2 separate regions of the Mus musculus genome follow, and region 2 is linked to region 1. Evidence: chromatin loops called from intact Hi-C (ENCODE). Cell type or tissue: left cerebral cortex. All regions are shown on one strand. Links, peaks and the distances in the headings refer to the core of each region. The heading gives the core; the rest is flanking DNA. Region 1 overlaps Megf11 (multiple EGF-like-domains 11). Region 2 has its middle 16 kb from the start of Dis3l.

Region 1 (15,349 bases), core at 7,211-12,210:
CTTCTCTTCTCTTCTCTTCTCTTCTCTTCTCTTCTCTTCTCTTCTCTTTTTGTTTCTTTTTGTTTTAGAGTACTGTCTTTCTCAGGTTGATCTCAGACCCCTGGGTTTATGTGACCCTCCTGCCTCAGTCCCCCACAGTCACACCAGGTGCTAGAACCACAGGTGTGAACCACCATACACATTTTCTGTTGATGTGTTTTAACATTTGTATTGTGTTAGTAGACTTGCTAGAGATGGCTTACTGAGCCCCCATGTGGGTGAACATTTATGTTGCTTCAGGGTCACATCTCTCTATGACTGGCACTTTGGACTTGCCTTTGGCCTTAGTCAGTGGGGACACTAGGCAATTGGACATTGATCACAGCAAAGGTCTCTGGTTTCCCTCTCTACTTGCCCCAGGCTTCCTTTAGGGAAAGGCTGTGGTGCTTTGAATCTGCCCCTGCCTCTCACAGCACTCTTATGTATCTGCAGCAGGTGTTTGGGGTTCAGGAGCTGGATTCAGCCTGAGTCACCTCAGTGTCACTGTGGCTGAAGGCTGAATGGACAAATGAATGTTGGGGCCCACCTGGATAGCTGTAGTTAGAACTAACCCCACATTTCCTCAGCTGAGCCCAGGTTCCTTAGCAAGAGATTTTTTTTCCTATCCTCAGTTTTTCTCCTCCTGGCTTCTTAGAAACTCTAGAAGCCAAATTACAGGGCTGCAAGGGTCTCCGAGGTGGAGGCTGTGTGTCGGGAGCAAATGAATATTTCATTGAACATCTTCTCCGGATTGAACACTCCACCTGCTCGCACTGTGTAGCTTTCAGAGCCTGTGATGTTAGTGACACGGTCCATGAAAAACATGAGGCCTGGCCTAGCATGTAGTTCAGTTGTTGGAGTGCTTGCTTCGCATAACGCAAAGCGTTGGATGCTATCCCCAGCACCACAGAACCCAGGTGTGGTGGCTCCCACCCATGATCTCAGAGGTGGAGGCAGGAGGATTGGAAACTGAAGGTTATTCTCAGCTACATGGAGAGTTTGAGGTCAGCCTGGCACCCATTCCAGAAAATAAATAAATAAATAAATAAATAAATAAATAAATGGGAGGGGGAGTGCAGGCAGTGGTTTTCGCTGGGCTACGTTATCCTCTGCCTGTGTTAGGATTTGAACCCATCCCTGTTGACTCTTAGTCCTTTACTTAAACTCTAGCCACTTTAGCCACCTGTCCCTGAGGAAATCACCTCCATTTCTGGGACATAAGGTTTTAGGCAGCAGATGATGCTGGGTTTCCTTGGGCCAGTCCTGACACCCTATGGCTTGCTATCCAGAGAATATAGATATCTTGGAGACACCTGAATTTCCATTGATGAACAAATCTCCAGGACTCAGGGCCCAGTCCTTTCTGCCTTCCCCGGCACTTGTAATTGATCACATCTTGTGATCTGAGTTTTTTTTCCCAAGTGGGCAGGAAAGAGATCCCATCCCCCAAGGATGGCCACAGCCCCTGGATGTCTGCATTATAGCTGGGAGGTTTTAAGGATGGAACCAGGACTCGATGCCTGGGCATGAAGGACTCCCTACAGTTCTTAGAACCCTGCGGCTTCGAGAATAGCAGACAGAGTAGGCAGGCATGTGGGCATTGAGGTGGGGAGCAGCCGGGCTGGCTGAGCGGGCCCTGATTTGCACAGAAATGGAAAGATGGAGATAATTGCTTTGTGAGAAATAGGATGGTCTAAGAACACAGATAAGTTTTCTGCCTTCATCTTCGCAGGGCTGGAGGCCATACATGTGAGGCTGCCTGCCCAGGAGTGGGGAGCACGGGGCTTGGGGTGGGCGGGCAAAACCCGTATTAGCTGGAATGGAGTAGGAGGCCAGCACTTCATTAGTTTAGAGATGTCTCCCGAGCAGCATGGCTGTGCTATGATCTCTTTCCAGCCTGGCTGGTGTCAGGGCTACTTGCTTTCTGCAGGGCAGGGGATGAAGGGGACAGGGCAGGCTTTGGATCCAGATGGATGGTCATTGGCAGCTTCTCTTGTGACATTCATGAGATTTGCAGTGTGAGGCTTCCTAGGTAAGGGGAAAGCAGGATTTATCAGGATAGCGGAACCTCATTCAAGACAAAGACATTTAACATGTCTGGGGAGAGGACTGTAAGGCCCTTTCTGATTTATCCTGAGGGACTGGGACCTCCACATTGGCACTGGGACTCTGCACTCCTGCAGTCAAGGGAACACTCTTTTGGAGGTTAAGAGATGTGGATTTAGTTAGTTAGCTAGCTAGCTAGTTAGTTTTGTATAGGGAGATTAGAAAGTGGTCAATATAAACCCTGTCCCTGGTGGGATAACTAGGGAGCAGGAGGCTTCAAGCCAAAGACAGAGACTCTTAGTGGTGGGCTGAGGAGGCTAACTGTGGTCCCTCCCTTCATCACGCTCATCAGACCCCAGCAAAGCTAGTAAACAGAGATGGGTCCGGGGATAGTGGACCAGCAAGGGGGGGGGGCAAGGAAGGGAATATGGTGGCTAGACTGGACAGTAACCTTGGTGTTGGCCTCCTGTGTGCAAACTTGGCTTTTCTGTTTTATTCAGAAAAATAACAGAAGTGTGTGTATGTCCTATAAATAGAAGATAGAGGTCTCTCTGCACCCACATGCTGAGAGAGATGTGAGGTGTGTGCACAATTAATCCCAGCTTCTGCTGTTCTTGGTCCTGAAAGTGCCTTTTCATGAGCCGCTCAGGATATTATTCGTCCTCATTTGCAGTGTGAGCTATTGAGCAGCCTTCAATGCCTGCCTTGTGTTGCATCCTTGGGCAGATGAGTGCTGGTGCTGATGGGGAGGCCCAGACCGAGGGCTCTGAGTCACACTCAGGATGTCACGGGTGCCCACTATGACGGATGCCAACAGCCTGGTGCCCCTGCGATGCAGTTCACTTGGCTCCATGTGCCGTGTGATCCCCTCCTCAAGGGATGAGTGGTGGTTTCTGTCAGGTGAGGCAGGTGAATTGCTTTTAAGGCTTGGGGTGAGTGGGGGCAGAGGCCAGCTGTAGAATCAGTTAGGAGGTTGACAGAGATGACAGAGTCCCTCTCAGTGCAGGTAGTGCTCTGTGTACCGGGAGCAGACGTGAAGGCAACAGATAGAAACACTGTCCCTGGGTGTTCTCCAGGTTTGTGGCAAGGGCAAGGGTATGTGGAAAGGTAAAAAAAAAGTGGTTTTTAAGGCCAGAGAAAATGGAGAGGCTGTGTCTGGGTGTTAGTTACAGAAGAGTAGCTTTGGACCAATGACATCTGTGGGGACCCCAAATATATGGGTCTGTATTTCCTATTTAAGGCCCATGACAGGCATCATTAGTCCTCACGAGTCACCTTCTTGTTAACATTAAGTGTCAGCTTGATGAAGTCTAGCACTATTTAAAAAGGGACTCTGAATAGAGTAATTGCATCTATCAGGTTGCTAATGGATATGGGACTCAGTCCACTGCGGGTGGCACCATTCCCTAAGTAGGTAGCCCTGGGCTGTATATGGAAGCTAGCTGGGCATGAGCTTCAGTAAGCCAGCAAGCAGCATTTCTTCAGGAATATATCCCCTCTTGTTCCTGTCATGACTTCTCTCAATGATAGGTTGTACCCTGGAAATGTAAGCAAAATTATTCTTTCTCTCCAAGGTACTTTTGGTTAGAGTGTTTTATTATAGTTAAAGATAGCAAACTAGGACATATGCTTCTCCCAGTTTCTCTGCATGGATTCCAAGTAGTCATTATACCCCATCCTCTTTGTTGTGGTAGAAGAACCTTTCCAAGGTCCACAAAACAGTGCTGGTGAGGTAGTTAAGTTGGTAGGGTCTCTAAGTGTACCAGAGACCATGGGTTCAATCGCGGTTACTGCCTAAACTAAGGTGATAGCACACAGTCCTATAGTCCCAGTCACGGTGGAAGCAGAAGTAGGAGGATCAGGAGTTTGAGGTCCATAAAACTGCACCTGACTGCTGGTTCCCTGATGCCAGTGCAAACTGGTTGAGAAGGAAGAACTCACTGGAAGGGGCACAGAGAGGAGGAGGTTCTGGGCCCATGGCTCTGGCTTCAGTGTATAAGATTTTAGCACCTTCAGGATAAGGCAGGTAGGGAGTGAAGCGGGAATTGGAGTTTTGCACAAGAATCACTTTATAACAACAGGTCCGAGGGCCATCTGTTTGTCTATCTGCCTTTGGTCCCAGTTTATGCACATTGGGTAAGAGAGCCCCTGGTGCCTGGCCAGGTGTGGGTATCATCAAGACGACAGGCTGGACACCACAAGTGCTGGCCTGAGTCAAGCTAACATCAAGTCAACATTGCCAAAGTTGGCTTAGTCTACATGGCCAACCCAGGCTAGATCGGGACTCCTAGGTAGGAAGGTCAATGTCTTGTTCTTGTTCTCTGTGTGTTTCTGTCTCTCTGTCTGTTTCTGTTTCTGTCTCTCTGTCTGTTTCTGTTTCTGTCTCTCTGTGTCTGTCTGTCTCTGTCTCTCTCTGTCTCTGTGTCTGTCTCTGTCCCTGTTTTTCTCTCTGTATCTTTCCTTCTCTCTGTCTCTCTGTCTCTGTCTGTGTCTGTCTCTCTGTCTCTGTCTGTCTGCCTCTGTCTCTCTTTCTCTGAGAGCTTCTAATATGTCAGGCTGACTTTGAACTCACCGTGTAGTTGATGACCTTGAACTTCTGATACTCTGTCTTTGCTTTCTGAATGCTGGGATTAGCACCACCATGCTCAATCTATGCAGTGCTGGGCACTAATCCTAGTGCTCCATACATGTTAAGCAGGCACTCTGCAGACTGTACCACATCCCCAGCCCAAGGTCATTGTTTCCTAAGATATCTGGTGGCAGCCTAGAGGAGTCAGAATAAATCAATACAAATGTGAAGGATGCACACTGGTGTGAACTAGGCCTCCTGGCAAACTTGACCTTGAATGAAAGAAACAAAGTATTTCACACTGGGCTCATGAGCAACTCTGCTCACCTGGCTGGCCAAGCTAGAAAGGTCTATCCTTAGGTCCTGTCAGAGCCTGAACTTTGTACTGATGCACCATGTACCAGGGCTAGTGAAGGTAAAGACAGAGCAGGCAGCAGAGACCAGACATTCCTCAGAGCCTTTGCAGGAAACGCTTCTGTAATGTTCTCAAAGGACTCTAATTTCCCACATAAGTTGTAAAACACCTCTTAATGTTTCCATTTGGCCACTGCAGGAGCTTCTCCCATCTGCTTCCTCCAGTGCTACCTGCCCACCTGGCCTCCACACCCCAGTGCAACCTTCCACAGCTGACCTCCACACCCCAGTGCCACCTGCCACACCTGGCCTCCACACCCCAGTACCACCTGCCACACCTGGCCTCCACACCCCAGTGCCACCTGCCACACCTGGCCTCCACACCCCAGTGCCACCTGCCACACCTGGCCTCCACACCCCAGTGCCACCTGCCACACCTGGCCTCCACACCCCAGTGCCACCTGCCACACCTGGCCTCCACACCCCAGTGCGAATCTACCTCCACTTTTGCATCTCTATCCATCCCTAGTCTGGTTTACTCCACCAGGGCTTTCCCAGCCCCCCACTTGCTGCTGTCAGTGGGTCTCAGTTATCCTGAGAGCTGTTTTGGGTTTTTCAGGCATAGGTAGGTGCTAGAAGGACTTCCTTTTACTCTAGCCATGGTGGGGGCGTGGACTGATTAGACCCCACTAGCAGGTGTGAGTCACCTCCCAGTCAACTCTCTGCCCCTCCATTCATCAGCTACAATGCCGCCTACCCTCTGAGGCAGGAAAAAGCCCCCTAACTCTGGAGCCTGGCTCCCCTCTCTGCTTCTTAGCATGCAGGGAGAGGGAGGAGACAGAGGGAAGAAGCCAGCTGACTTATTTACATGTCTCTCCCTCTGAAATGATCCTGGGGCGCTTTCTTATTTAATTATTAATGCCCTGGTGGTGCCTGATACGTTAACCTCTGTCACTCCAAATGGAGTCACCTAATAACCATGGTGGCAGGATTGATTTTCCCTTGGTCATCTCATAAGCATATGTCTTTGGTCTTTGTGCTCCCTGAGAGCCCCCAGGAAGTCCCACTAAAGTGATTGGGGAGGAGATGCCCTCACATGCTGACAGCTTCTTTCTGGTTGCTTTTCTGTCTTCTTAATTGAAGTGTCAGAGACTGGGTGATGCAGTTGTTTGGGAGTCAGTCCATGAAGCAGAGGTGTAGGGTCCCCACCATTGGTTGCTTCCAACATGTTGGAAAGATAAAGGAAGCGTGCTAGTAAGATGGCAGAGTAGGCAGGGTGACCACACTGGAGCATGGGGCCTTAGCTGTCACTGGCCGGGGCTCAAAGGGGATGTTTTCAGTGGTGCTGACCTTTGTCAGGCTCTGCTGGGTAGTAGTAGAAGCTATCTGACTGGGCAGAGTTGAAGACAAAGGACAGACTGAAGAGAGAGATGGAGCAGGGGTGAAGACGCCTAGCCTGATTAAAAAAAAAAAAGGTGTATGTATGTGTGTTCACATGTATGTGTGTATGTGTGTGATGTGTGTGTATGTTCACAAGTGTGTGTGTGTGTGTGTGTGTGTATGCGCGCGCGCGCGTGCGTGTGTGCACACGTGCATGCGGGTTCCTATACCCCTTTGTGTACAGAGGCCAGAAGAGGACACCAGGCATCCCTCTGCATCATTCTCCACCTTATTCTCTTGGTTCAGAGTCTCTCACTGAACCCAGAGCTAAACTGGCAGCCAGCGATCCTCAGCCCGTCTCCATCCCCCACAGAGGTTCGTGGTGTGCGCACAGTCATACCCAGTGCTTTGATACAAACTTAGGTCCTCGTGCTTCTGCAGCAAGAGCTCTTAGTCACTAAGCTGTATCCGAATCTTCTTGATTGATTGACTGACCTCCTGGTTGGTTGATTTCGATGCTGGAAGGGAGCTCAGGGCCTAGTACACACTATGCAACTGCTGTAGTACTGAGCCCCATCCACAGCCTAGGATACGATTCAGACTTGGCCAGGCTCCAGGAAAGACTGAATGGCAGAGGTTCTGAGAGGCTTTGCCAATTCCCCTGTAATGTTGGACGTCCTTCTCTCCCTCCCCCACTAGAACTGGGCATGGTCCCCGGTAAAGACTTGGTATCTTAGGCCTCAAACTGTCAGTCTAAACATCATTTCCTCCACTCCACCCATCTCTTCTAGAGTGCTCATTCAGACAACTGTCACCCTCTCTGCCATGGTCAGTCTCCAGTGATTCCTGCCAATAAGAGGTAAACGGTGCCATTCAGACCTGACTCAACAAGAAAGCTTTAGTTAAGACTTTTGTTGTTGTTGCTACTGCTGCTGTCGTTCTCGCAAGACAGGGTTTCTCTGTGTCATCCTGGCTGTCCTGTAACATTCTCTGAGATCTACCTGATTCTGCCTCCAAAGTCCTAGTTAAAAGGCATGTGCTACCATACCTGGCTTAGTGAAGACTTCTAAAGAGCTTGCCCATGATGGCTCTGATCCAAGTCGCCATCCCTCTTGTTATCATGGGTCCTTTGATAGATTCAAAGCCTACTAAATTTAAAAGTGCCATCTTAGGGCTACACAGGAAACAGGGACAAGACACGTTCTGCATTCAAGTCTTATTTGCCTTCCTGAGTTCTGTGTGTATCATTCCTTCCTTCCAGGGATACTCAATCGTCCCAGACCCCCACAGAAAAGATGTTCATGCCTTTTCTGGCTTTCCAACTCTTTCTGTCACTGGGTGCCCTTTTGAGTCTACTTGAATATCCTAGTGGAGGATGAAGTGGTTATGTGGATGCTGACAATGGCTGCTGCCTTCAAGCTGTGCTGTGTGGACTCCAGGTTGCGTGTGGCAGTTGCTGAGTCTCTGCTGCTAAACTTGGGAGGAGAGAAGGTGGGACCAGGAGAGTAGCTGCACCTCTTGGGCTTTGCCAGTTTAGAGAGAAGCAATGGAGCCACCCTTCCTCCCCCCCCCCGCCCCCCCCCAGGGATCTGTAAATGTCCTTGATCTCCAGCTAAATCTGCACTTAGCTGGGTGATTTCCAGAATGAATGTAGAAAGTACAGCCTCATTAGTCATTAATTTAGACCCCATGGTTACACAGGATTTGTGATGATTGGCTTGTTGCTGAAGGAGCTGCTTAAAAAAAGAATTTAACAAGGAAGTGAGGGAGGTGGGGGTCAAGCAGTTAAGCTTCCAGGAGAAAGGGGCCGCATGGAGGACTGGATCTCGGGATGTGTGCAGATATGTGCCTTTCCCGTTTGTCCTCCCAGGAGGGGAAATGGCCCTCATCTAAAATCTTAGGGCCTGTGGGCTAGATAACCAACCATTTCAAATCTGGGGAATGATTTCCAATGTCAAAATGTTTTCCTCAGCCCTGCTTAATGGAAAGTGTATTTCTTTTAGTGTCAGAAGTTGAAAAGAAAAGCTATTCTGGATTCATTAAAACCTTTAAATAAATCCCAATAGAACCTCTTCCATGAGTCATGGCATTGGGTCAGCTCACAAAGGACACTGGGACTCATGAGGTCCAGCTCCACAGGAAGTGTCCTCGCTGCTCTGTGTGTGTCCCCCGTGGTGGGGACATTTAGACTAGAAGCTGTTCTCTAAGGCTGTAGTGTAGGGTTATAAGGTCTTGGGGAGTAAGGTCAGTCAGTGACCACTAGCCACCCTCACATGGCTCACTCTCTAGCCTCCTTAAGAAGCTGTGTGTTGTGTCTCTCATTTAGAGATCAAGGTAGTTGGCACTGTGTATCTGTACTAAAAACGTGACATACAATGGTATTTCAGGAGCCTTGATAACCTGGGCATGCTGCTTCCTTAAAGCCCCGTTATCTGACTATCTCGGCTGGTCATCTCAGAGTGGGAATGGTATTTGGTGACCCCAGGGCACTGATATCCTGTAGGAGGAAAGAAGCAGGGGCCCAGAGTTCCAGAGTGTTTCAGAAAGCTGCCTGGGCTCAGTTCCCTGTGGGCTACACTGTCTGCTTCTCTTCCTCGGCATAGGAGGAGTAGGAGGCGATGGGATGACCCAGCCTTGCCAAAGATGAGGAGGAAGGAGATCTGGCCACTACAATGGCCAGATCTGGGTTTCTGTATCAAGGATAGATTTTTTGAGGATGGGGGGTGGGTGGGTGGAGGGATGCTCTGAATTCTGTGAAACTTTAGCCAATGCATTGCATTGCATGTGGGCCTCTTCCTGGAGCGATCTCAGATCCATGACTCAGACTCTTCAGTTACTCAGAGCTGTTGCCATGTTAGTCAACTCTGTAAGTGTGAAGTATCCAGTCTTGACTGCTGTGTGGCAGTTGTGGGAAACCTGCTCTGTTTAGTGCCCGTTCCCTCACTTTGAGGGAGGACCAAGTCTTAGCACCAAACAGATGCCGCAACCGAAGTCTGAGTAAGCCTGTCTTCTCTGTTCTCCCACACAGGCCCCGATGGCGCCGTCTGCGGTGGGCCTCCTTGTCTTCCTTCTGCAAGCTGCTCTTGCTCTGAACCCTGAAGACCCCAATGTGTGTAGCCACTGGGAGAGGTAAGGTGGGCAGCTCAGAGCTGCCACTCTCTGGAGGGCTCATTTTGTATGAGGCACTCTAGAGAACTACCAGAATCAGGAGAGGAAGCAGCTGGCTGTGAAGGTCCTGATGACCAATCAGTAAGGGGAGGCAGGACAGGGTAGCTCCAACTAGGACAAGGTAAAACAGTGTGGATTCCTGAGAGCCAGGACCACAGGGACATGTTGACTGTGGGTGACAGTCTCCTGTTGGACTGTCTTTCCCCTTCCTTCTTTACATCCCCACCCTGTACTAGAGACTTTTCTCATTGCTATGACAAGATATCTAAGAAATACAACTTAAGAAAGGAAGGGTTATTTCTACCCATAGCACCAGGATACAGTGCATCAGAGCAAGGAAAGGACAATTGCAGGAGTATGAGGTAGCTGGTAACATGTGGGAAGCAGAGAGAGAGAGAGATGACCATGTTCATCTCCCTTTCTTCTTCCTGTTCTGTCCAAGACCAGCCTGTGGAATGAAGTTTCTCACCCTTAGGCAGAGCTTCTAACCTCTGTTAACCCAGTCTAGAGATCCCCGCCCCTCCCCCAGGGTTTGCCTTCTAGGTGACTCTAGATCTGGTCAAGTTGGCAGTCAATTTCAATTATTGCATACCCATTTACAGATGAGGGAGTAGAGGCCCGGGGAGCTCTATCCTTGTCTACAGCCAGAGTGGCAGCCAGGGTGAGGAGGCATGCTTTGTGGTCCTAGATGTCTTGATTTTGGACTCTTGGGATGTCTGTCACAGTCTCCAAGGACTGACAGCAATGCAAGAGTAGATAGGTGGCTTGCTACAGGGAGGATGGGAAGGCCTCATCTGTTTTTGCTCTGATCAGGGCTAGCTCTGACAGGGTAGCTGGAGCACAGCAGAGAGCCTGCCTCAAACTGACTGCGGCAGCAAGTCCTAGAGTCTAGGCTAGGTCTCTGCAGATGGTCTGACTTTGAAGTACAAGGTTAAAGTATTGATTTTGGTGAGCAGAAAGACAATGACCAGAGACCCAATCAGGAAAAACCGAATTAAAGCCTGGAATTGATTGGCCATGCTGACCAGGATGGCTCTGCCACTTAGACACTAATAAATCAAATGAATAAAATTAAGATGAAGACCCAGTGGGGCAAGTGGATGGCGGAGGAGGAAAAGTAAGATGGGCCCTGGAGGATGGATGGCCAGCCCCTAGGCAGACAGAAGCATCTCACTGAGGCAGTGCACAGGGGTAGCAGAGACACTCATGGACCAAGAAGAATGGTTGGATGCAAAGGGACAGTGCTTACTCCAGTGTGTTGTCTGGTGACTGGATATCCCGTGTGAAGTTGTAATGACATCAAGGCTAAAGCAAAGAGTATTTCCTGGGAAAGAGTACTGGGAAAGGATGTAAAAGATCTGTGAAGACTTCAGGGCATCCCCTGGGCTTTCTGTTTGCTACCTGTACTTCTTGGGGAGTCTCTGAACTCTGAGCCCAGGGCCAGCTCCATCTGGATAGCAAGGAAAATAAACATCCTCACAGGCTTTGGGAGGATCGGGGCACACATTTCACAAATGTGCTTTGTAATCACCGTCTTCATATTGGCAATTCCAGCTCGGGGGTTATTATCAACTCAGTTGCACACTAAACTCACTAGGGGTGTGTGAATGCAGGCTTTGCAGCCCAGCCCAGAGACTCAGAATCAGTCTTATATCTTTTATGTTTTCCCTTTTCCTCCTGGTTGGTGAATCTCAGCTTCTGTTTCCCAGTGTTTAGAGAGCCTCAGTGATAGTTAGAACTCCTCATTAGTCTCTGGTTTGGGGCCTCCTTCTTCAGATAAGCCTGTCCATCATCCACCCAGGTAAGACTGATGTGGTAGCCAGGTTCTAGGGTTCCCGCTGCGTCTCTGGCCATCTGTGTCTTCTTCCAAGGCTCCAGTCTGGATTACTCTCTGTTACAGAGAGCCATTCCTTATGAAAGAACCTGCAATGAATCTATCTAAACTTGAAAGCAAACTCTACTTGTCTCACCTGCTCAACCTGAACAAGGCTGGAATGTGAAACTATCGGAAACGTGCTGACTCTTTGGTGGCTGCAGCTTTCAGCTCAGGTCACAGCCTGCCTGAGAGAACAGGGAGCCACACGGCCACGAAGCCCAGGTCTTTTCCCTCTACCCCTGGGAAGAAGGCCGTCTGCGATACCTGCATCCAGCAGCGTTCTTCCTTCTTGGAATTTCCAGCTCAGCTCCCCCGATACTGTGTTTAGATGTTTCTAGCCTGTGCCGTTCCAGAAACACACCCTGGTTCTCAGAGAGCACTTGGGGATACTTTTCCAGCTGGATGAGCCTAGTTAGTTATATCCCCCACCACAAAACGCAGGGTAGAGCCCCTGCTCCCATCCCCCCACCCCCAGGTAAATCCTGGAGCTACAAGATGGATCAGCACTCATTAGCATGTTGGCAAGTGAGCAATATTAAACCACCCAGCTATGGAAGCAGGGCACACACTTCAGGTTGGAGACTTGGCATTGGTACAAGGCCCTCTAGCTGGATTCACTCAGCCCAAGGATCCTACAAAGCTAGGTCCAACCCCATGACATCAATACCTTTGGGGCTGGTTCCTTGGCCTCAGTCAGTGCTGGAAGAGGAAGCTGAGGCTGCAAGCTCTTGGGCATTTATTCAGCAGCAGGATTCACTCCCTGTCCCCAACATGGAAAGGAGGAAGAATCGGTTCATGCCTAGCACAGGGGGAAAACCACTGCCTGTCATACTGATGAAGGTTAGCATCTATTAAGCACTTACTATGTAGTCTGTAAGCATTTTAAGTGGTTCCCCCCCCCGCCCCCCGCCACTTTCACCCTGAGAGGTGTATACTACTACCATTGTCTGTTGTTTCTCACGGTAATCCATGACATCCTTCATAGATGTCATAGATTTTCAATTGAGGACACAGAGGCTTATGGGAGCTCGGTGGCATGTTTAAGAACACACTACTGAGTGATAGGACACCACCCCCTCTACCCCCCTGCCCAGGCTCTGACTCATTTATCCCCCTTCCAAGAGATGGCCTTGCAAAATGCATTGTGGTGCTATTTTCAACTGAAGTCCTGCAGGAAGCAGGGATGGGTGCTGACCTGCCTGTTTCCTAAGGCCTGGCGATGAACAGGGGCATATGGGCCATGTCTGCATGTACTTGTATGTCTGGGCCACATCTTCCAGGTACCCACATTCAGGGTCATCTTTATCATCCTCAGTGTCAGACAGAACTCCCGCTTGCCTGGATCTCTGAGCACTGCCAAACCATTCCTGTCCTCCTTGCAGGAGTCCAGACCTTTTGCCTTACAGGCGTCGGGGAGCAGACTGTGGCCCCACAGCCCCCAGCCCCCTTGCAAATGAACCAACAGTTTCCTCAGGCAAAGCAGATGGGCTTTTACAGCCTGGGCCCGGCCATCTGGCCCCGGTCAGTGAGCCTTCTGGGGAAAACATGGAACACCAGCCTACATGACAATTAATTCCTGACACGCTCTCCAGCCTGCCCCGGAGGTGTGTGCCATGCGTCAGCAGCCAGGCATCAGTAGCACTGTTTCATGTCACCTGGCCAGGGTGACAAAGCAAATGCCTACTTTGGTGAAGCCCGGAACAGCTTTCCTGTGGCTTCCACCTGCTGGTCTAGGTTATGGCTAATAGGCAGGATGACAATGACTGCTTCCATTGGGAGGGCTGGAGACATCCTCTATGAAGCCCCAGCTATGCTAGAGATAGAATGGACCGGAAGGTCACTGGAAGGACTGGAGAGTTAGGCTGTGTGATGTTCTTTCCTTATCTGCAAAGTGAGATTAATTCTTCTACCTGCTTCATAAGATTGTCTGGGAACAGTCAGTCGGACCAGTGTTGACCTAGAAAACATTAGGGCCTGGTTTGATCTCCCAGAACCCACATTAAACAAACAAACAAGCTGGACACATGATGAGTGTTTGTAATCCCAGAGTGAGGGAGACAGAGACAGGTGGGTCCCCGAGACTCACTGTGGCTACCTAAGTCTCTTTGGCAAGTTCCCAGCCCAATAAGAGTCCCTGTCTCATAAAGCAAGGTGGCAGGCATCTGAGAGACCACAGTCAAGGTTGTCCTCAGCCTCCACACGCATGCACACAAGCAAGAACACCTGCATGCACATGTACTGCTCAGAGGCACATCCTCTAGCTAATTTCTAGATTCTGTCAGGTTGACAGTCAGTTAACTCTAACCAGCACAGATGTGGCCTAGGGTTATAGCTGAGATCCAGGGCAGGAGTTTGGGAGCTGGGAGGGAAGGTCAGAGCTGGATCCTGGTCTTGGGACTTGGGGCTGAGCAAGTCTGAGGAGGGAGGTGTGTCCCCGCATGGGCTTGGCCTTTGCTGACCATGGCTTCCATCTCTCGTCTGGTCTTCAGCTATGCCGTGACTGTGCAGGAGTCTTATGCACACCCCTTTGATCAGATCTACTACACACGATGTGCAGACATCCTCAACTGGTTCAAGTGTACCCGGCACCGGTAAGCACACCCCAGAGGACCGTGTAGGTGTAGAGGATAAGTGCCCAACTCTCTAGTTTGTTACTGAGAGAACTGTGAAGCCCGTGTTGTGTGCACTGTCCATACTGCATGCCCGGAACTCTTGAAGGCTGGTGGTGTGAGACTGTTAGCTGCTTTCTTCTGGTTGGAAGTGGTGGACTTCATGACCTATGGGCAAGAAACCCTCAACAAGCGACATGGAAAGTTGGTGGATGAGCACCCCGACTTCCTTATCAAGAGGAGAACACGAAGCTCTGAGGCATTTCTAGTCACTCCCTCATCGATCCTAGTGGAGAGAGCCCGAGTTGTGCACAATAGTCACCCACTTAGTGGTAACACACCCTGTGCTGCCTGCTCCACGCTCTCTTCTGACCTCTCCCAGTTTTGTCAGAGTTGCTGGCCTATGGCCATAGCCAGAGGCAGAGGCAGCAGTTGGCACTGGTCTAGCCCTGATCTCTTGTATTCTTGAGCCAGAACCGAGTTTGTTCCAAAGTGTGGCTCCATTGTCTTGGGAGGCTACACAGCCTTCCATTACCCTGGGGCCGGGTGAATGAGAGGCTGCTTATTAAAATAGGCTGTGTTCCTGGAACGTGAGTAATTTTGCTAAATTATTGAGTCTCTGTGGAGCTTTCTTGATGACCTGGAGTGTGCATGCTGACAGCGGCACCATCCGTCTCTGGGCTGTAGTAGCTTGGTCCAGCATCCTCCCCAGAGCAGCCTGGCCCCAGGGACTACCTGTCCAGCTCCCTACAATGGGGGCACACAAGGCTAGGGGAGTCAGGAGCAATGGCGGTCCCTCTCCTGTGATGTATCAGCGTGTAAGTTTTCTCTCCCTCCCTATCTGAAGACTTGGGAGTCTTCCCGTGTAGCAGGGACTTCCCATGGCCCAGTGACTTCTGTGTCAACTATGAATCATTTTTTATCTGAGAGCTACATACACACACACACACACACTTCCAGGCCAGGGCCTGCTTTCCTGTGTGTGGGAAGTAGCTTCTTGTGAGGCCAGCTTACCCATTACAGGCTTTTGACAAAGTAGAATGACCTTAGCTTAACGCATTCCCAAATATCACAGATTTCCCATGAGGCCATCATTGTCGTTTGTCATGAGGTGAGAATTTTAAAGATTTGAGAGGGTTGTCCAGACTGCGGCTGAAGGACTAGCCTCCCAACCCAGCCCAGGATTCCGTGTGAAGCAGGCTGAAAGGACTCCAGCCTTTCTATTCTCCACAGAGGAGGAGACAAGGGCAGCCCTGTGGTATGTAGAGGAACAGAAAGGGCTCTGCCTTCAAGGTCCTTGTCGTTTCTTCTGTTTCTAATGGCCATCTT
Region 2 (17,274 bases), core at 5,445-10,444, 150 kb before region 1:
GGGAAAGAAAACAAGGAATACTTGACCAGGATCCTGAACCTCCAGGTTTAGGATAAATTAAATAAGGAACATCTACTTATTTTCATTGCTTAATAAGTAAGGTAAAAGGCACGTGAAAGGGTACTTTTCTATCTGGTTAAAAAGCAAGAGAATACAGACAGAAACTAGAAATGGCACTTATTCCCAACTGTTTGCTTGTTTGCTTGCTTGTTTGTTTGTTTTCTGGGACAAAGCGTCTCTACCTGTTCTGGGGTGGCGTGAACTCCCAGCAATCCTTGCACCGCAGTCTCCCGAGCCCTGAGATTAAAGGCATAAGCCGTCACTCACTTGGGATCTAAGTTTTGTTTAAAAGGCCCTCCACACCACCACCGAGACTCTCATTTGAACAAGTAACTGGGATAAAGTGTGTCTACACCAAAGGGCCAGGAATCTTGGAAGGTCTTAGAATTCTGTCTACCAATTTTTTGTTTTTGTTTGTTTGTTGAGACAGGGTTTCTCTGTGGGACAACCCCTGCTGTCCTGGAACTCGATTTGTAGACCAGGTTGGCCTGGAACTCACAGCGATGCACCTGCCTCTGTCTACTGAGGGCTAGGACTAAAGGCATGCATCACCATGCCCAGCTACCAAGATGATTAAAAAAAAAAAAAAAAAAGAATCTCGGGCTACTGAGATGGCTCAGTGAGCAAAGGTTGCATGGCTCCAGCGCTGCGTCATCATCCTGAGCCCAGACTTCACGTTAGAGCCTTGCACAAAGCTGTCCCCTCCTCAACTGGGGGAGGGCAGCAAGGCCACACTTTATACTCCTACCCAACAGCCTCTCAGAAAGAGGAGGTGAGCTGCCAGGTGTGGTGGCCCATGCCTTTAATCCCAGCACTCAGGAGGCAGAGGCAGGCGGATTTCTGAGTTGGAAATAGCCTGGTCTACAAAGTGAGTTCCAGGACAGCCAGGGCTACACAGAGAAACCCTGTCTCGACAAAACCAAAAAAAAAAAAAAAAAAAAAAAAAAAAAAAAAAGAGGAGGTGAGCTATAGGACCCATTCTTAGGATCCCTGGGCTAGGTGAGAGGACTCCTGGCATCTCTTGAAAATCTGAATTGTGAATTTAAGATGTCAGCCCTCTCTGAGCCCTCCTTCACCTGGTGGCTTCTGTGAGCAAGCCTGACACAGTGGGCAGCTGGGCCCTGGGCAGCATGCCTCCTGTGCAGAGCTTTGATGGGCAGACTGTGAAGAGCTCATCTCTGTAGAGAGCTTGTATACACACACACACACATACACACACACACACACACACACACACACACACACACACACACACACACTTCAAGAGATATTAGAAGCCCCATGAGAGAACCAGCTTAGATTTTAGAAACCGTAAGAATCTTGTCTTGTTTACCATTTAGCTTTCAAGGCCTTATCTTTTGTGACTGGAAGGCATTTTGGTGCCCTTCCAGTCCCCTAACATTGTTCTTTAATTAGCTGGAGGCAGTACAGTGATCACAGAACACTTCCCTTTCTCTGAAGCTCCCAGCACCTGCCAATCCCTGATCCAGAAGCCAGAGGGAAGGGGAAGTCTTTGAGCCCTGGAACTGCAGTTATTCTCCGTGTATATAAAAGTGTAGACAGTAACCTGAAGCCGGCCTCTTCATTAGCGGATGCAGACTTACGGGCAACCCTACTTATTGGCTAATGCTGGCATGAGATTTATGATCCTGGTAACATGGAGTTTTTTGTCCATGGCCTGTTACATTCATCATCTGGCAGAAAAGTAAAAAGGAAAAACCAACTAAATAGGATATAGCTGATCAACACCAAGCAGGCCATGATAAACTACTCACAATACTTAAACTTCTTTTCCACAGTTATTTAATTTGTTAGCAGCTTTATGGACCACACAGTGCTCCCTTCAGAGGTACAGTTCAGGATTGGGGGTGTAGCTCAGTGGTAGAGCATGTGCTAGGCCCTGGGGTTAGTCCCCAACACCAAAATGGAATGAAATAAAAGTATGTATAATTGTAAATACACTCAACTAAATATAAACACAAATAACCACATTTATTTATTATAGTTATATACCTTCTATATTACCTATACAATTATAAACATACCCATAGTTATATATATAATTTATGGGTTATTATATTAACAGATATATTCAATTCTTCATAAATATGTTTAACGGCAAGTGTAACACACATTTTGGTCATCTGAAAAGTAAATCCCATTCTTTCAAAAAAATTACTTTTATTGATGTGTGTATGTGTGTGCCTATATATCTGTATGCATACCACATACGTGCAGAGCTTGTTGAAGGCAGATGTGGATGTCAGATCCCCTGTCAGGCTTGTCATGAGAGGCCTGGTGTGGGTGCTGGCAGCTGAACCTGGGTCTCTGGTAAACAGCAAGTACTCACAACTGCTGAGCCATCTCTCCAGCCCCACTCTTTGAGCTATCATCCCCCTGCCCCCTTTACTCAAGCACCCACAATTTTACTTTGTGAATTTATAACTGGCATATTGTGGAAGTACCTGCTTCTGTGTGACAGCCCTCCCTCCGGTTAGTGTAGACTTTCCTCCTCTTCAGCACTGGCTGTGAACCCCACAGGCACATGCATTCTAGGCACGTGCTCTGCCGCTAAGCCACACACCCATCTCCTAGCATAATGTTTTTAAGGTCTACCCATGTCATAGCGTATGGCATCGATTTTGTTTTAAAAGTTGTTGAATAGCATTTCATTTTATTGATAAACCATGCTTTATTAATTCACCACTGATGGATGTTTGGAAAAACTCACATCTCCACTATTATGCGAAATACTAATATAAGCATTTTTGTGATAATTTGGGGGTGGACAAATTTTGAATTCTACTTGATTTTATAATATTTTGTTTTTGAAAGAGCTCTTGCTTTAGAGAGATCCTGGCTGGCCTAAACCTCTACGTAGCCCAAGCTTGCCTAGAACATGTGGTGATCTTCCTGCCCCTGACTCCAGAGTACTGAGTTTACAGGGGTGCACCACTGTGCTGTTTTCTATTGGAAATATATGTATAAGTGGAATTGCTTTGGCAGATGGAAATTTCTCTTATTTTAAAAGAACAGAAAGGACTGGAGAGATGGCTCAGGGGTCAAATGCACTTGCTGCTCTTGCAGAGAACCTGGGTTCAGTTCCTAGCATGTTCACAACCATCTGTACATAACTCCACCACCACAGAATCTATCGCCCTCTTCTGGCCTCCACAGGTACTGCATATATATGATGGTCAAAACACTCATACATATAAAATACATACATTAAAAAAAAGAGCAGGAACACGTGCATGTGAGATATGTATTATATATTATAATTCAATGTGGTTGTCTGGGATGCGCTACAGTAACAAAACCCCTCAGATTTTTGTGGCTTCAGCAACATGGGAAGATTCCTCAACCAAACCATGGGTCCCCTTAGTCTATCTGTCATGCTCACCAAGAGAGCTGGCAAATGTGACTCCCTCTGGATTTCAGGGGGAAGTGAACAAAGCAGGTGGGATACTTATTCTTGCAGTGCTGAAGGACACCACTGACCTCTTTCCATACATCACTAGTCAAAGCACTTACTCGGTCACATTCAGTTCTGAGAGCAGAAAGTGGAAAGCCAGACATGGTGGAAAAATGACAACCTTAAGTAGATCTGTATGTGCATGTCCAAACATATATATGTTTATCCACATATCCACAACGACTTCAACTGTAGCAAAAGGAAGAGGGCCAACTCCAGCTTGTTGCAATATTGTTTCCTCGATGTGTTTAAAATCTGTGAAACCAATGGAAAAGCACACTCACAGTACATTGTGTCATCAGTGAGAAGGAAAAGGCAGATCTTGTTGAGATGTGTACTCCAGACATAGTTTACTTCAAGAAGAACAAACTGGGCCTGAAGAGATGGCTCAGAGGTTAGGAGAGCACGCTGCTCTTCCAGACGACTGGAGTTCAGTTCTCAGCACCTAATCTGGGCAAAGAGAAACTTCCCGTAACTCCAACCCCAGAAGATCTAGTACTTTCTGTCCTCTTTGGGCATCCGTACAAACACAAACATACTTTTAAAGAATTAAAAAGGAGCCATGCATTGAGGGCAGGGATTAGTCTGTGATAGTTATTTGTTGGCATGCTTGTGAGGGACCTTGTAGATCAGGTTCCCTGGGGCGACATGACCTACCTTCCCTCTGAGCAGCACCATTCTGTGGGCTGGGGCCTGGGCTGGAAAAAAAGAAAGTGAGCGAGTACGGTCACCCATTGTCCTCTGCTCCTTAATTCAGCTGCACTGTGACCAGCCACCTCACGCTCTGACACCATGGCTTCCCTGCCATGAAGGACAACACCTTTGAGCTGGGAGCTCAGATAAACCCGTTCTCACTTAGCTTGCTTTTTTCCTCTGTCTTCGATCCCAACTTCAGGAAGGTAGGTAGACCCCAATCTGTCCCCTTGTGTCACATTGTACTGCTTCACCTCAGGCTAGAGACAGGGTCAGCCAACCATGGACTGAAACCATGAGCCCAAATTTGTTGTTATCTGAGTCATTTCTCCTGGGGCTTTGTCACAGTGATGAAAAGCTGACTGTCACAAATGTTTGTGTGTTGTTTGGGTTTGCTTCCTAGGACTGCTGTGTCAAACTACCACACACTTTGGAAAACAGAATTATTCTGTCATGGTTTTGGTGGCCAGAAAGCCAAAGTCTAGCAGGACTCTCTCCGAAGACTGCATCCACAGAGCGGCTTGTCTGACCTGCAGGGCCAGTGGGAGGGGAAGTTCCAGGAGTGGCTGCACTGAGGAGGAATGGAGGGGATTACTCAGATACCTCCCCCAGCACAGGAGGAACTCAGACTGAACTCTCCTTGAGGCCAAACATGGACCTCAGGGAAAGTCCACGGACAACTCTCAAAGGACGAGGTGGGAACAACATACTGAAAAGGTGGAGCTTGTCTGTGGAGCTCCGAGAACGACAAGTGTCCCAAAGAGTCTGTGAGTGTAATTCAGAATTCTGATACCGAGCGCTGAAGGCAGGGCTTAGTCTGGAAAGAGCTTGCCTTGCAAACCCAAGGACCTGAGTTCGATCCCTAGAAACCGTGTAGAAAACAACCTGTGTATGCTGGTCATCTCAGAGGTAGGAAGACAAAGAAAGAGCCACATTTCTGGTGCTCGCTGGCCTAGTTGGCTAATGAGAGGCCTTGCCTCAAAATATGACAGTCAAGATTGTCCTCTGACCTCAAGAGGTACACATACATGTACCGTACCCATACACATGTGTGCACCCACTGCCCACCCACGAAGGACAGGGGTGGGGGAGGAGATTTTGGGCACCAAGCCAAGATATAATCTCCTCAATTGAACTATTACAAGTCTGGCCCGTGGTCCCTCCATTTAATTAGGTTAAGAGTCCAAGTGTCAGGATGCCAGGCAGCAATTCCAGCTGAGCCTTGGGTGGCCTCATGGAGGGTCAGCTTGGCCAGTACTCTTAGCCTAGTGCTATGCTGGATCACCAGGATGGTAGCAGAGGTTTAGGACCTAAACAGTCAGTAAAGGGCATTACGTAGTCAGTGATTCAAATCCCTCAGGGTAACGAGTCAGTGGTACCACTGGCCCTGGATGACAGACAAGCCTTCAAAGGATGCAGGCAAGCCATCAGTGGATAAGGTAGTTCTAAGATCCAGGGGCTGCTCCGGAGGCCCTCAGCCACCCGTAAGCAATCCATATGAACTTTGATGAATAATAATTGGCTCAGGCCCCACATGTTCAGTTACAGGGTAACCCATAACTATCTCAGTTCCTGCTGATGGGTTGTGAGTAGTTCAAACCCTAGAGGACCAGTGAGCAACTTAAGACCTGGGCAACAGCACCAACAATTAGCCCAAGTGTGCTGCTATCCAAAGGGCCAGTAGAGAGGGTCCCTTGCCACTTCTAGCTGCGAAGGCTGCCAGGACTCTTCCACTGAAGCCACACCAGTCTCATAGTCACAGTGCATCCTCCTCTTCTGTGTGTCTTTTGCCCGTGTGTTTCCGTGTGTGTGTGTGTGTGTGTGTGTGTGTGTGTGTGTATGTGTGTGTGTGTGTGTGCGCGCACGTGTGCGAGTGTATGTGTGTATACACAAATACACTTGTGCATAGGTACAGAGGTCAGCGCAGTATGTGGCGTGGCTTCCCCTATCACATTCCACTGTATTCCTTGGAGACAGGGTCTCTCACTGAACTGTTTGTTCACCATGCCTTGGCTAGGTCGGCTGGCCAGAAAGCCCCTGCGGTGTGCCTGCCTATCTTACTGTCTAGTGCTGGGTTTACAGGCATTTGTCCACACTTAGTTTTTACATGGGTGCTTGGGACTTGAACTCAGGTCATCAGGCTTATGCAGCAAGCATGTTCTTTATCTGCTGAGCCATCTCTCCAGCTCATATGTCTTTTTTTTTTTTTTTTTTTTTTTTTAAAGAAAGACGTTCCCCTTGCAATTTGAACCTGCCAGGACATCTTGCATAATCTCTTCATCTCAACAGCCTTAACTTAATTGTATCTGCCAAGACCCTTGTTTAAATTAAGGCATGTCCACAGATTCCAGAGATAAGGACAGGGACACATACACATGAGGTATCATTTAATCTACTGTGCCTGAATAATGAAAAAAAAAGTGTGAAAAATAGAAAAATAAGTCAATAGCAATGATTACTTTTGGGGGAATTTAAAAATTGCTATAGTGAACCCATATCATATTTATAATCAGATATAACAGAGCTGAGCATGGTGGTATATGCCTGTGATTCCAGCATTCAGGAGGTAAATGCAGGAAGATTTTAAGTCTAGGACCTCCTGGGCTTCATAGCAAGATTAACGTTAGCTTTGACAGCATGGTAGACCCCCATTTGAAAAAAATCACTACCAACAACTAATCAAAAACTATGGAGCAACAATAGCAAAGCAAGAATTAAGCTAAGACTACAACAAAAGCAAGACATGGGGTGTCCTAATTTCCTCTGCAAACCCCAAACACCTACACAGATCACAAAGTTAATGGAGAGGGCTGCAGAGGGGGCTCAGTTGGTAAAGTGTTTGTCACAAGCATGAAGGTGTGGGTTCAGATCCCTAGCACGCCGGACATCTCAGCTCTGGGAAGGTGGAGACAGGATTCCTGTGGATGCCCGGCCATTCATCCAGCAAGCTCCAGGTTTGATGAGCGACCTAGTCTCAAACAATAAGGAACATGTGTGATGTAGCAGGCCACAGAGGGCTCAGCAGTTAAGAGAACTTGCTGCTTTTGCAAAGGACCTAGGTTTGGTTCCTAGCTCCGACTGGATGGCCTACAATCATTTATCCCTCCAGTTCCAGGGAGTCTGATGTCCTCCTCTAACCAGGTATGTACACAGCATACATACATACATGTACTCAGACTCATAAAAATAAATAAATATAAAAATGATTTAAAAAATAAAGAGACTGAGGAGGACACTGAACTGTGACGTCTTGGCCTCCACACGCAGAGCTTCTGTCCTCAAAGTCAGCTCCGGAACCAGCCGGGGATAGCTTCAGAGCCGGCCACCCTTTGTCAGCTTTGGGTTTTTAGTGCCACAGAGACATGAAGCTTCTCTGTGCAAAGAAGAGCCTTGTCCTGGGACGAGTGCCCAGGATGAGCCACCCACTTCCCCAGAAGTGAGGAAACACTTCTCTGGTGTTGACTTACCTAAATAAAAATACTTTCTCTCCCAACCAGTAACCTCACTGAGCATGCGTGCTGAGTCTTGTTCATCAGCAGTGTTTTGAAAAATGCTTGCAATTTTCACATACAGATTTGGGTTTTGGCTTTTTCTGGTTGGCACATTTGGCCTGTTGTCTTGTGGAAGCCATTTAACTAGAGACTGGAGGGTGACTGACCCTACAGGAAGGCTATGTGCAACGCAGCGTCTGTCTTTCTCCATCTTCCCATGCCATCCCCTCTTCTGCCTTTGCACCGCACCTCGGCCACTGAAGACATTTGTGCAGAGTTTGCAAACTCCAATGAAGATTGCTTCTTTGCATTAGAGTACAGCATTTCGTGGGTTAAGTGGGTGCTTGTTGGGAACCTAAATACTCTTGCTTCCAGGAAAAATACACATTCAAAGTTTCAAATGGCTTACAAACGAACCTGCAGCCTGCAACCTGTTCGTAAATCGGTGGCTCTTCTAACAGTCATGTTTTATAGTCTGCCTAAACAAGTAATGGAAGACGCATATCCACGTATGCACTTAGAGCAGAAATTCAATTCCACGGGCTACTGGGGAAAGAAGCTTCCAAATCCCGCCAGGGCTTATTAAGTTGTCTCTGTCTGTGTGCGGGGACGTGCGTGTGTCCTCGTGGGGCTGGGGACATGCTTCTACTCCATTAGGACTCGAGACTGTCGTAGTGCCAGTGGTAGGGATTCATGTCATGAGCCGAAGTTACCCTCAACCTTATTGGGTTAGAAGCTGGCAACTTTGCAAAATTTCTTTGCTGGGTTGACCCGTGGCAGGTGTTTCTGGTGAGGCTCTTGAATTTTTAATCTGAGTTGAGTGGTGGAGGTCAGAGGGCACAGAACACTTGCTTGCCTTGGGTTTAGAGGATGTTGTCTTAACTGAGTCTTGAGGCTTCGTAGAAGTCAGTGAAGAATATTCTTAGCTTGGCCTAGAGGTGCGTTCCTCTGATCCCAGCTCTTAAGAAGTAGAGACAGGACAGGAATTGGCTACATAGTAACGTCAAGAACTGGGGGTCTTTAAAAATCAACCAATCAATTAATCAAGCAAGCAAGCAAGCAAGCAAGCAAGCAAGCAAGCAAGCAAGCAATAAAACCAACCAGCCAGCAGTGGTTTTAACCTTTAAGCACTGGGGAAGCAGAGGCAGGCAGAGATCTGTGAATTCAAGGCCAGTTTAGTTTACATAGTTCTAGGACAGCCAAGTGTGTTACCCAAAGAAACCCTGTCTTGGGGGGAGGGATTAATTAATTAATAATTAAAAAAAAAGCACAGGGCAGAGCTATGCTTTAGCAGGTAAAGGCCCTCGTCAAATCTGACCATCTGAGTTCAGTCTCCTAGGAACCATGGGGCGAAGGGAAGAACAGACTCGAGTAATTATCTTCTGACCTCCATATGTGTGCCATGGTGTACCCTGTACGCCCAAAATACATGTATACAAAACAGGTAATTTTCTTCCCCAGGCTTTCTCCTAACTGGAAAACTGTTTAGGGCTCTAGGATAGGACACACAAATTATCATGTGGAGATCCATCAGTTAAGGGCTTGCCATGCAAGCTGGAGGACTGGAGTTAGGATTCTAAGATCAGAAACAAAAGCCAAGTGGGGTAGCACACACCCACCCCAGCACTGGTTTGGGGACATAGGAACAAGCAGATCCCAGGCTCTTGCTGTCCTGCCAGTCTCTGAAACAGTTACGTTTCAGGTGCAATGAGAGATTCTGTTTCAAAACACACACACATACACGCCCAAGCGCATGCATGGCTGAACACATGCCAGTCATTCGGACAGTGCCTGCACATGAAGACTGCATGGACACAGAGAGTATTTAAGGAGTACAAGGTATGCAGAGAAAAGGTGTTCAGTGGTGGCGCCACACAGTGTAAGGGGTTACAGTAGGGTGAAGTCATTGCCAGCTTATGGCAGGGACTCTAAGTGTACTGTCTGTGTACTTTAGGTGCCTGATGGCTGAGCAACAGAGGTCATGGCTGACCGGAGTCTAGGCAAAGCAGTGAGGAGATACCAGCAGTCACGTGGCCGTGGAAACGGGAAACGTGGCTCGGGCTATGACAGAATGCAGCCCAGGAAGTACAAGGCAGGGTGGGGAGGGTCTTCAGAGTCAGCACACCAAGTCCGGGGTTGATTTTGGGGAGTGGAGAGCCCTAGGAAGGATACCCATTTATCTGGAGGAAAGGACGGGTTTATATTGGCTCACAGTTTGGGGGCGTCAATCTGCTATGGTGGGAAAGAAAGGGGGAACAGAATAGCTCACATCACAGCAGCAGCCAGGAAGCAGAGGAAAAGGGGAATAAGGGGCAGAACCAGGGCACGAGCTAGACCCTGAAGCACACACTCCCAGCAGCCTCCATGCTTCATCTCCAAACAGGCCCCACCTCTGACTTTATCAACGTTCAATAGTGCCCTTATGTTATGGCTCCATCAAGGGACTACTGCATTGGCTGGGACAGAGTCCTCAGGAGCCTACTGCTTCTCCAAATCCCACCAGGTGTCAGTTACACTGGACATACCTGAGCCCACTGGGGAGACTCCTTGTTCAAGCCATAATGATCCCTCTTTTGGTGCCCAGAAGACTCAAAGCCAAATCACCTCCATGGTCTTAGCAATTCCAACGTGACTCAAAAGCCCAGCGTCTCCTCTAAGATACCAGGGGTCCTGGTTGTTTTTGTTTTGTGTTGCCAACGTGACAGAAATTAAAGTTATCTGAAAAGAGAGAAACACACTGAGGGAAAAAAATGTCTTTGTGGGCAAGCCTGTGGGGCATTTTCTTATTTAGTGATTGATATGGGAGGCATTGTGGACAGTGCCATCCTTGAGCAGGTGGTCCTGGTTGGAATAAGAAAGCAACAGCCTGGTGTGGTGGTATACACCCTTAACTCCAGCACCTGGGAGGCAGGGGCAGGGGCAGGGGCAGGGGCAGGGGCAGGGGCAGGGGCAGGTGGATCTCTGAGTTTGAGGTCAGCTTGGTCTACAGATCAGGTCCAGGACAGTCAAGGCTACACAGAGAAACCAAGCCTCAAGGGGAGTTGGGTGGGGAAAAGCAAGCTGAACAAGCCACAAGGAGCAAGTCAACAAGAATTGCTTATCCATAGCCTCTGGATCAGCTCCTGTCTCCAGGTTCCTGCCTTGAGTCCCTACCCTGACTTCCCTGCAGGGTGGCCTACAGGCTGTAAAATGAAATAATCCCTGTGTCCCTTGCTTTGGGTCATGATGCTTTGTCACAGCAATAAAAAACTTTTAAGACACCAAGCAAACTCTAAGGCCTGTAAAACAAACAAACAAACAAACAACAACAAAAAACAAAAACCAATCCGAAGTTACAGGGCTGGGGGCATAGTTCAATTGGTAGAGTGCTTGTCTCACATATTTAGAGCCCTGTGGTTGAGCCTTAGCACTGCCTAAGCCAGGTGTGGTGGTGTGTGACCATAATTCCATCACTTTGGAGGAGGAGGCAGGAGAGTCAGGAGTTCAAGGTCATCCTTGGCTACATAGTTATTTGGAGGCCAGTCTTGGCTACATTCAATCTTGTCTCAAAAAGCAAAACAACAGACAAGCAAGCAAACAAAATCCCCACAAAACAACAAAAACCTTGAGTTACATGTCTCCAACATATGTTGGTTCAGATGAACCATCCCTCATTCCAAATGGAAGAATAAGAGAACAGCAAGAAAGGGCCAGAGCAAGACCAAATCCCGTAGCTCCATGTCTGGCCTCTGGGGTGTGTGGGAGCATGTTGTGCGCTCCCCAAGGGATGGATTACTGCAGCTCTGTGACTCTGCCAGTGCAGCCTATGTGGCCTTTCTCTTGACCTCCTGGCCAGGGGGAAGGTATGATCCAAACGATGTATTAGAGGATCAGTCTGTAGGTCACATCGTGGTGACTTGGACAGATGAAAGAAACTATGAAGACAGAATGGTCCAAGGAGCTTGAAATGAAGGAGAGGTGGAGGTGAGGAGGGTAGAAAGGGCAGGAGAGGACCGAACAGGACACAGTAGGGATGGGTACATGGCACAGTGTAGGGATGGCTCAGACACTTGCACAGTGTGGCACCAATGGCCGACAGAGTCAAGATGAGAAGACTGGGCTGAGTCCAGTCTAAGGCCCTCAGAGACCCTGCTTCTCAGTAGCCATCTCTTACTCAGGCCCTGAGGACCCAGTGCCAGCGGGTAACAGAACCGATAAGATATCAACTCCCTTGGCAGACTCCTATGGCTTCTCCAACCGCCAGTTACTGTCTCGGGTCCCCAAGACCGCCCTAGGTGAGCAGGTGCTTTGTGCCTTGATGATCGGAAGGATGCACAGAAGTGTTTACCCCTTGTTTCCAGCCTTGGGCTGACCTGGCTCTCTGAATTTTTTCAAAATTTTTATATTTACTTATTTAGGGGCACGGAGCATATACACACACGTGTAGAGACCAGGGGACAGTTCTTTGTTGGAGGAGTCGACTCTCTCCTTCCACCATGTGGGTTCTGCCGAGTGAACTCAGATGATCAGTCTTCGCTGCGGGTGCCTTTCCCCAGTGGGTCAGCTGGATGGATTCTCAACCTTAGTCTGACTTCCGCATCCTCTGTTTACATCCCCCCCACTGTCACAAGGCCCTCCTTAGGCTCTGTGGACCTTTGACCTCCATGGCGGACCCCTTAGTGGAGCTCAAGGGCACATGAAATGCTAATGATCTTAAGGGAAGCATCTGCACCGAGACTGTTCAGTTTCTGTGAGTACACACTAATTACTGCAATTCTTTCTCCAGAATGAAGGGGGAAACAAACTGGTGCTCTGGCACCCAGGATTATACCTAAGATTGTTCTAGGAAGCTCATCTTTTCAAGAAAAAAAAAAAAAAGAACCCAAACAAACAAACAAACAAACAAAAAAACAAACCCCAAACCCAAATTTTTTGTTGTTTTGTTTTTCAAGACAGAGTTTCTTTCTGTAGGCCTGGCTGTATTCAAACTTTCTCTGTAGATCAGACTGGAAAACAATTAAAAAAACTGATTTCTTTTTAGATTTCTTTTGATTATTTTCTGTGTATGAGTGTTTTAACTATATGTAGGTCTGTGCACCGCATGTATGCCTGAGGAAGTGGTGAGCTATGTGGGTGTTGGGAATCAAACTTAGGTCCTTTGCAACAAGTTCTCTTAACTACTGAGCCAAATTCATAGGGATAAATTCAAATTCATAATGTATGGATTTGAATTGAATGTATAAACTCACCCAGACAAACACAAGTACTACCCAGTGTTGAGTTAAAACCCATGACTCTGGGATTAAGAGTCCCATGCTTAGCCGGGCGGTGGTGGCGCACGCCTTTAATCCCAGCACTTGGGAGGCAGAGGCAGGCGGATTTCTGAGTTCGAGGCCAGCCTGGTCTACAGAGTGAGTTCCAGGCAAAAAGAGTCCCATGCTCTACTGACTGAGCTAGCCAGGCAGCTGCACAAGACCTTTAGATCCCATGAGGAACAGGCTTTCTGGGGACATGGTTCTGGCTCCATTTTATCCTTACCCTTTGCCCTCTTTGGCTCTCTTTCCCTCTGCCCTTTATCTGCCCTTCACTTCAATCCCCATCACCTTCCTTTGCCCCACTACCAGACTGCATTTGATATTCATTGCAGAAGAATTAGCGGGCTCGATTTGCAGTATCCAGCTGAAGCTGGTGACCAGTGCAAAAGCTGGAATATATCACCCGGACTCTTTCAGGGAGCATCGGAGATGCCAGTCTTAGCAGCCTCATTTTAAGAACTATTTATATTCACAAAAGTCCATAATAGCATTTTTATTGTGTATGCCTCTGATTTGGGTGCAACCCCCTCCCCCGTGCGGGTTTCTTATTATCATTCAACACTGACTACAGCCTTACATGATAATAAAAACAGAAGTACTCTTTGAAAGCCAAGACTGTTTCTGTCCTTAGAGTACTCTGCTCCTCTGTCTGCAGGGGGTGGGTGAGTGTCTAAGCGGCTGCCCTCCCCTCTCTTAGAACCCCAGGTTACATCTGCACAAGCATTACATGGTTGGTTTTGTTTTTTTAATTCTTCTGCAGGGAATAAATTGAATACTGCCTAGATTTGGTGTGTGGGTGTCTTTCAGATGAGACCTTAAGACGCAAAGGCTCTCTGTGGCCAGTGGGACTAGAGTCCTTGTCTTACCTACCCTTCTTGCTCTGGCTTCTAGACCATTCCTGGACCCAGAAACATCGACCCAACCTTTTTTTTTTTTTTTTTTTTTTTTTTTTTTTTTTTTTTTTGAGACAGGGTTTCTCTGTGTAGCCCTGGTGATCCTAGAACTCACTCTGTAGACCAGGTTAGCCCCGAACACAGGGATCCATCTGCCTCTGCCTCCCAAGTGCTGGGATTAAAGGTTAAAGGTGTGTGCCACCATTGTCCAGGGAAATGTCTCCAATTTGAAGACTTGATGTCTGTTGGGTTTTTTGGGTCCCCACTGGGACCTGCTGTTCCTTTCCTTCTATGTTACAGTTGGTGTATTTTTACCCTTTAGCTTTCCCGTCTGGGGGAAAAAAACCCAACAACAAAACATTTTCCCTCTGAGCTTGCAAATATACATTTGTACCTGAATGACTCACCAACTTTAATGCCATGTGAATGGTTGACTGGCAAAAAGGGATGTGTTTTACAGCAGCTCTTGGTGATGTCTCATCTCTCCAGGCTGGTCCTACACAGAGCTGGAAGTCCTAGGTCTTGCCAGAAAGGGCGGATTATATGGGCCTTGCCCCATTCTTATTGCCCCTGCCCTTGCCTAGATAGTGGGTCTGTAATTGCTGTTACAGTAATGATATATCCTATCTGACATGCTACACCTTTTCAAGAGTGTGTTCTTCCTTTGTGATTGAGTTTTGCAAAAATGATGGCACAGGCAGCCAACTTATTACAGGCTGCCTTCACAGATAAAGACATGGACAAAGGCAGGTGAGGTGACTTGGCCAAGGGCTTTCAGTCAGATGGGCCTATGACTGGAAAGACATTTCAGGATTGCACCGTGTGTGGTTTCCTCACAGCTGAGGGCATGGGTAACGATCTTCAGAAAGCTGCTGTTACATCACGATTGTCACTTTGACCTTACAAGGCGGAGCAGGCGGCTGTCATTGATCTCATCTTCTAGGTCAGGAAGCAGAAGCCCAGAGAGGCTGAGTTTTAAGAAAGAAACCACAACAACAAAAAGAGACTCCTGCTCTCAAAATGGATTCCAGGTGGACCACTCCCATCACTAAACCCCGCTGTCCAGGAAGTTTGTTATATCTCCCCTGGGTTGCTAGAATGCTCTCCTGTGTGGCTAGTGGCTAAAGGAGGCCCATAAAGGACCAGTTCTCCCTAGAGTCAAGTCTTCACATGGTTTTTACCCCATTGAATTCTATGACTCATGACTATTATGGGATGGAGTCCTGAGCTTTCTCGTTCACCTATCAAGAAGGCTATGCACTTCCGGCAGCTGAAAGTTATTTAGATGAAGTCTAACTACTCTGCTAGAGATTCTAGGTGAAAAGACTACGTGAAGTTGTGTGTGATGGGCATGAATGTGCTTTATAATCCCAGCAGTTGGAAAGCTGAGGCAGGAGGACTGCACGTTCAAAAACAGCCTAAGTTTTTATGTACTGACTTCAAGGCTAGTATGGGATACTGTCTTAGGGTTTCATTGCTGTGAACAGACACCATGGTCAAGGCAACTCTTAGAAAGAAAACATTTAATTGGGGCTGGCTTACAGTTTCAGAGGTTCAGTCTGTTATCATCCTGGTGAGAAGCAAGGCAGCACACAGGCAGACACGGTGCTGGAGGAACCGAGAGTTTTAAATCTTGATCCGAAGACAGCCAAGAAGAGGCTCTTATTCCACAAAGTGTGGAGCTTGAGCATAGGAGACTTCCAAGCCCACCTATACAGTGACAAGCCTCTTCCAACAAGGCCATAGCTCCTAAGAGTGCCACTTCCTATGGCCAAGCATTGAAACACATGAACCTATGGGCACCGAACCTATTCAGGCCACCACAGATCCATAGCCAAAACCTGATCCAGGGAGAAGAGGGAGTGCAGTGACAGACAGTGATGACACACACCTTTAGTCCCAGCACTTGGAAGGCAGAGGCAGGCTGGAGTTTGAGGCCAGCTTGGTCTACAGCGTGAGTTCCAGGACAGCTGTTTAAATTGGGATCCCACAGAGCAGAAGAACCACCCAGCTGAGTCCAGGGGACCCACAGGGGCCTCAGAGAGAGTAAAACCCAGATTGTTTTAAGTGATGTTTCCAACTGGGTCTGATTTTCCGGATTAGGAAGGCACATTTAGAAATTGTGGAGCAGGGCTGGAGAGATGGCTCAGTGGTTAAGAGCACACATGGCCCTTGTATAGGACAAGAGTTTGGTTCCCTGTAACTCCAGCTCCGAGGTATCCTACGCCTTCTTCTGGAACCTGGGCCTCTGTATATCATTAAAAATAAAATAAAATCATGGGGCTGGCAAGATGGCTCAGCAGTTAAGAGAACTGGCTGCTCTTCCAGAGATCCTGGGTTCAATTTTTGAGTGGATGTCAACTTTACAACTGTCTGTAACTCCAGTTCCAGGAATTCAACATCCTCACACACCCATATGTGCAGGCAAAACACAGAGGACATAAAATTTACTGCACAGATGCCATCTCCTTACAAAAGGATAGCACGTGCGTTTGCTTATTATCTGTCTTTCCATCAGGTACAAGACCCCAGAAGGTAGGACTTTGTTCTGCCTACTGCTCCCCACGGCTTAGACTCTGAAGCTATGCCTGGAAATATAGGTTTTCAGTAAAAACATGTTTAGTGAATCAGTGGTATGTTTGTACATTGAAAATAAAGTAGATAAAAATTTGTTTTTCTGCTACTTCTAGTTCAGTCTTCTCTTCTGCAGAAACCTTGATAGACCTCTTGCTTAGTGTGCACAAAGCTCTGAGTTCAATCCCCAACACCACCTCAAACTGTACATGGTGGTGCATGCCTGTAATCCCAGCCCTAGGGAAAGAGAAGCAGAAGGGGTCTAAGGATATCCTTGGCTATACAGAGAATTTGAGGGGCAGCCTGGACTATGTGAGACCTTGTAACAACAACAACAACAGCAACAACAACAACACAAATAGCCACAAGAAAATCAAGTCCTCATGTTCCTGAGGCTATGTGGGAGAGCAGCCATTTTCTTTTTTGTTTTTGTTTTTGAGACAGGGTTTCTCTGTGTAGTCCTGGCTGTCCTGGAACTCACTCTGTAAACCAGGCTGGCCTCGAACTTAGAAATCTGCCTGCCTCTGCCTCCCAAGTGCTGGGATTAAAGGCATGTGCCACCACTGCCTGGTGGAGAGTAGCCATTTTCAAACTCATTTTTATCTTTTAAATACTGCCCATAAAAAAAGCACCGTTTCCCACAATCATCTTGTGCAGTGTTCTGGAACAGGCCCTCTTCGTTTTTCTCTTGCAGAGCGTCCCTGATGTATATAGCACACCTTCCTCTCAGCTTTGGAAGGAGTCAGCCCTGCGTGTGCTTGGCACAGAGAAGTCACTCTGGAAACTGAGGCTGG

The links. A loop is a pair of places that touch in the nucleus more often than their neighbours do. Peaks named below come from ENCODE experiments on the same cell type or tissue, not always from the same donor. Only the 100,000 strongest peaks of a DNase experiment are listed, where the experiment ranks them.
Region 2: it touches region 1 in a loop (2.4-fold over the local background); 1 of 42 quality-filtered maps calls a loop at or near these places.

Annotation. Positions count from the first base shown.
Region 1 is chr9:64,492,128-64,507,476 of GRCm38, forward strand. Megf11 (multiple EGF-like-domains 11) reads left to right here. Exons shown (of 25, transcript NM_001134399.1): 2 at 9,396-9,496; 3 at 13,901-14,002. The coding sequence starts at 9,402. Among named protein-coding and RNA genes, the nearest start is that of Megf11, 110 kb to the left of the region's middle. In left cerebral cortex, for the core only: a CTCF peak has its summit at 9,431; a DNase peak (open chromatin) is centred at 9,266; H3K27ac peaks cover 408 bases.
Region 2 is chr9:64,348,171-64,365,444 of GRCm38, forward strand. No RefSeq gene overlaps it. Among named protein-coding and RNA genes, the nearest start is that of Dis3l, 16 kb to the left of the region's middle. In left cerebral cortex, for the core only: no CTCF peak of the experiment used is centred there; a DNase peak (open chromatin) is centred at 7,675.